Linked DNA regions of Homo sapiens: region 2 is linked to region 1. A link is a loop called in an ENCODE intact Hi-C map of the cell type or tissue named here. Cell type or tissue: PC-9. All regions are shown on one strand.

Evidence for each region. Hi-C counts contacts between places; a loop is a spot of excess contacts. Peaks named below come from ENCODE experiments on the same cell type or tissue, not always from the same donor. Only the 100,000 strongest peaks of a DNase experiment are listed, where the experiment ranks them.
Region 2: a loop joins it to region 1, with 9 times the contacts of the local background. A loop is called at or near these places in 40 of 110 quality-filtered maps.

Annotation. Positions count from the first base shown.
Region 1 is chr1:22,130,646-22,133,145 of GRCh38, forward strand. The region is part of intron 1 of WNT4 (Wnt family member 4); the gene reads right to left. Among named protein-coding and RNA genes, the nearest start is that of WNT4, 11 kb to the right of the region's middle. RefSeq lists enhancers at 686-1,446, 1,447-2,205. In PC-9, a CTCF peak has its summit at 1,421 (motif pointing right); no DNase peak of the experiment used is centred here.
Region 2 is chr1:22,274,528-22,277,027 of GRCh38, forward strand. No RefSeq gene overlaps it. Among named protein-coding and RNA genes, the nearest start is that of MIR4418, 9.5 kb to the left of the region's middle. In PC-9, a CTCF peak has its summit at 1,512; DNase peaks (open chromatin) are centred at 864 and 1,434; H3K27ac peaks cover 1,940 bases.

The sequences.
Region 1 (2,500 bases):
TGCTCTTTGGGCCTCAGTTTCCTCATCTGTAGTAAGAGAAGGGAACACCGGTTCTGTCTGAGTGGAGGAACTGCTACCTGGAGCAAGAGGGATCTGTGTGAGAGATGGCCTGACACTGGCCCGAGGCAATGAGGCAGGAAGTCGCCATTTGTTTGCTGAATGAGGGAATGAATGAATGGTGACCAAATAGAAAAGCACACAGAAAGTCCTACTTATGGGAATTCTTTCTGATGATAAGAAGAAACTTATGGAAGTTCCATCAAACTTCTATGGAACTTGGGACTGGGCTAAGTACTTTACATTATTGCGTTTAATCCTCTCAGAAAGCCAACCAGCTGCCATTTAAAAGAGGAGGAAACTGAGGCACAGACATTTTAAGTAATTTACCTCATGTGCAGGGCTACACAGCCAGTGAGGTTGAGCAGGACTTGAACCTGGCATTTGCCTGGCTTCACAGCCTTGGGCAGAGACAGTATTCTCTGTGTGGCTCAAAGACTAGAATTGACACTGTGGCCAGAAGCTGCTGGGAGCTGGGTTTGTTCAACCCAAAGATGCTAGCCAGGGTGCAGCTGGGGAGCTGTCTCCCCATCCCTGGAGGTTTGCAGGCGGCAGCTAAATTTTATTTGTCAGGTATGTGGGTTGGACCAAGTGACGGTTCTTGAATCTGGCTGTGCATCGAAACGTGTGCAGGGTTTGTTGAAGGTGGAGGTGCCTGGGCCCCAGTCCCAGTGGGGGTTGGTGGGCCTCTGAGGTTAATTGAATGTGCCTTAGGTGCACCTGGGAGGCTAGGTGGGCACTGGCCTGGAGAACAGTCTGCATAAGTATGGGTAATGTTTCCTTCTCAGCCATAGGGAGCTCTGACTCAGGGATGCCACTGTCCTCCTCACTGTGGCATTGATCCCCAGGATGTTTCCTTTTCCCCGTGGCTGTGGAGCCTGAGCCTGGCTTTCCTTATCTGTAAATGGAGATAACGGTTCTCACCCAGAGGGCTGCCAAGAGGAATGCCCGTGATTTGCTGTGTGATGCACCTGGCTGTCAGCTGGGCACATTCTAGGTGCCAGGTAATTGTGGGGGCAAGTGTACAGCATGGGGCAAGTGCAAAGTAGGCGGTCTCAGGCCGAAGAAGGCCAACCTCCCCTCCCCACCCCCTGCATTCCTGGTCTCCCAGGGGCCTCCCCGCCCCTCCTTCCTATCTACCAGGTGGTTCCCAGGGGATGCACAGACTGGTGGTGTCCTGACAAGGCCCAGGCAGGAGCTCGGAGCCCCTTGGAGGGAAGACAAGGGCAGGAAGGGGGCTGAGAAGCAGCAGAGGCTGCATTTGGAAGGGGAGGGGCCCACCCGGCTTCTCAGCCCTGCCTGGGTGCTCTCCTGCCTGTGCCCAGCCAAGGGGTCGCCTGTGGAGCCAGTCCCACCTGTTGCTCTTGGCCTGCAGGGGGCGCCAAGAGCCCGGCTACTGGCTGTGGGCCAGGTCCACGTTCAGGCCACAGGTGTCCCTCGGTGGGGGGACAAGGAATTGAGCCTGACGTTGGATCCTTTCCTGCTCAGACCGAGGCTTGGCCTCTTGGAGAAGGGTGGGGGCCCTGTTTGCTCTATGATGTGGGGGCACAGAGCTGGCCCATCCCCAACTCAGTCTCTGCTCCCACAGCATGCAGCCAAGAAGGCTGCATCTGGCTGTGCTGGGCCCTGGGCTCTGGTCAAGGGAGGCACCCAAGGGCAGGGGTTCTCTGGGCAGGGGGGGCAGCCTCTGACCCACCATGACCTTGGGCAAGTCCCTGCCATACTTGGAGCCTGTCTCCTTATGGGTACAGTAAACCGGTGGGTCCATATGGCCTTTCCCACTGTCGGAGTTGGTGGGCCTCCTTCTACTGGCAGGGTGGGGAGTGGCCGGGCCTCAGGGGCCTGCTGGCCCCATGCCAGGCTGATAGATGTGTCTCTGCCATTGAATAAGTAGTAAGATGGACCAGGGGAGCCACCTGCATCCCCCCACCCAGGCTCAGAACTCAGCAAGGGGAGACTGGCTGAATGACAGTCGCAGGGGCTTAGGGTGAGCTGCTGGGCTGCCGTGGCCGTGAGTCACTGGGCCAGCTTCCAGGAAGGAGCTGAGCAACCTCTTCCGTTGGCACCAGTGCCCACCCCCAGCCCCTGCCTTCATCTGGCACAGCAGCTGTCCCCTTCCGTACACACGAGGCCCAGCCCCATCCCCACCCCTGTTCCCCCAGACCCCAGGGTCTCGCCCGGGCAGGGCTGGGTGCCAGGGCTGGAAATGGAACCGGGCACCGGCTCTAGAGAGTGAGAACCCCAGGCATTACAGGCCCTCATCCACAATGTTTCTGCTTGCCCGTTTCAGTATCCAACTAGCATTTGGCTCCATTTCACAGATGAACAAACTGAGGCTACGGAGATAAAGCAACTTGCTTAAAGTCCCACAGCTAGAGCGGCGAGCTGCAGTGCAAACCCAGCCCTAACTCTCAACTCTCTTTCCTCTGTACCTGGCTGTGGA
Region 2 (2,500 bases), 140 kb after region 1:
TGGTGATGATGATGGGTGCTGGGCGGGTGCTATGTGAAGTTTGTTACATATGTGATCACACTGGGCTCTCCCTACAATCTTATGAGGTAGATTAATCATCTCCATTAGACAGATAAGGAAACTGAGGTTCAGGAAGACCCTGAGCATTTGCCTTGACTGCTCTGTGCTACCAGCAAGGAACCCAGGGCTTGGCACCTAGCACATCATTGATGCTTAATACCCAGCTGTTCCTATTTCCTTTATCTTGCCCTCACCCTTTTCCCTAGAGGGGTCGGACCATGAGAGCTAAAAGGCCCAAGCCAAAGCCCAACTCACTCATTTAACAGATAGGGAAATTGAGTCCAAGGTCAGGGGAGGATCTTGACTAAATCAGGCAGAGAAAGCCAGGCCTGATGGTCAGTGGAGGCCCAGATAATTGTCTGGGGGCTGCAGGAGGGGAGGAAGGGATGGAGGAGATGTAGGTGGCCAGGGGGAGGGCCTGGCTGCTGCTTTAGAAGAGAGGGTAGGCGAGAGCAGGTCTGGGAGGAGGAAGAGCCCTCGGGCACTCCCCACTCACACTATATAGCTTGACTGCTCCCCCTACCCAAAACACAGCCTTCCTTGCCTCTTTCCCTCCCATCATGCCTCTCCTTGCCCCCTCCTAGCCCTCCCTTTGGTGAGACTCCAGCCTAGGAGCTGGGACCTGGTCCCAAGACTCTAGAAACTTGAGTAAGCCCCTTCCTCCCTGGGGAACCCATAAAACGAGGGACAGTGGCATGTACCTCCCCTGCAGGTGACAGGACAAATGAGGTAATGCAGGTGAAAGGCTGGAAACTAGACAGAAATGGGAGTTGTTGTTATTTTTATTATTACTACATCAGATAACTGGTTGGACTGCATTTTTCTCTGGTTGCCCCCGGGGCCCTGTAGAAACAGCTTCAAATTGTGCTGAAAATTGCTGAGGACACAAATCGGGAAATCTGGGCTCTACCCTCACTCCCTCCTGACTCATGGGGCACTTTGGACAAGATCTGGTTCCTGTCCCTCTCTTGGTCCCTGTCTCCCATCTGGATGGTGCAGGTGGACGACATGTTCTGTCTCTGTCCCTGGAACTTTGTAGGTGGCAGCTCTTGGCCTTGTTTGGGTTTGAGGAGGCGCCACTGGGACCAAGGGAGTGGGGAGACCAGGCAAGGATGGGTCCATGGCAGCCCCCTGGGTGCCTGAACCAGACGCTTACTGGGTCTGACCATGGACGTGAGTGAGTCCTCCCCACGCCTCTTGCTGTCCGCTCCCTGAAACATCTTGGGAAAGGAGAGTTGGCCCATCCTGAGACCTCATTCTGGTGGCAAGCTTCAGCCAGGGAGGCACCCCAGTTGGCAGGGACAAAGGCTGAGCTTGCCCCGGGGCTGCCAGGGAGAGGAAGCTGGGGAAGGAGAGAAGTGCCTTTCAGGGCATCGAATTCAGGAGCAGAAGGTGGACGTCTGCAGGGACTGGACTGGGGAGACGAGTGTGCACATCGCCACCTAGGCCCCAAGGAAGGCAGTGCAGCCCCCACCGGGCTCCAGGACCATCTCTTGGGTTCTTCCTACCCACAGGCACGCGCTGTGTGCCCTGCTGGCACTGGGACCTGGGCAATCCCAGTGTGACCCACCACCCTGGCCTTTCAGGCATCCACAGCACAGAACGTGGCTGACCTTGGGGTGACACTGCTTTGGTTACCTGTCCCTGCTTTCTGACTTACCAGCTGACGGTGTGACCTTGAGCAAGAGACAGCCTCTCTGAGCCCATTTTCTGTCTGCAAAAAGGAGGACTATTTGCTCCCTTGCAGAGTTGCTAAGAGCCTGAGGAAGGATATTGCCTGTGATGTACCTAGTACGGAGCCTGGGGCATGGTGAGTTTTCAGTGGCCAGTCATTCCCTGTCTCCCTCCTCTACAAATGAAGTCCTAGGATGCTAGGAGAGCACTGGAAAAGAAGCAGTGCTGCTTGGAGGCATCAGGAGGCTTCACAGAGAAGAGAGGACATTATAGTAGGGTTTTGAGGGATGTACAGGAGTTTCCTTGATATACCAGGGCTCTGTGCAAGCAGGAACCATAAATGTCATGGTTTCTCAAGTGCCTAGTATGTAACAGAAGCTCAATAAATATTTGCTGTTTGAGTGGTTGGCATTCCAAGTAGCAGGACTGTGTAGGAGAGGCATAGAGGTATGCACGATCTGGTCTCAACAGTGGATGAGAAATTTAATTCCTCTTCTGGGACCCCACGGTGCTTTGCCACTTTGTCTATGGAAGGCCGTTGTATACGTGGGTTCATGTGTCACGTCTCCTGGAGGACTGTGGACACCCCAAGAGTGGTCTGTCTGCTCACTCACCTTCACCTAACTCTCTAGGGTTCAGCCATGGATCCATGCTCAGGGAGGTGGATCCATGTTCAAATGAAGAATTGAAGCATGCTCCTGCGGATGACTGGCTAAGCCTTGTTTGGGGTGAGGGTGTGTGTGTGTGTGTGTGTGTGTGTGTGTGT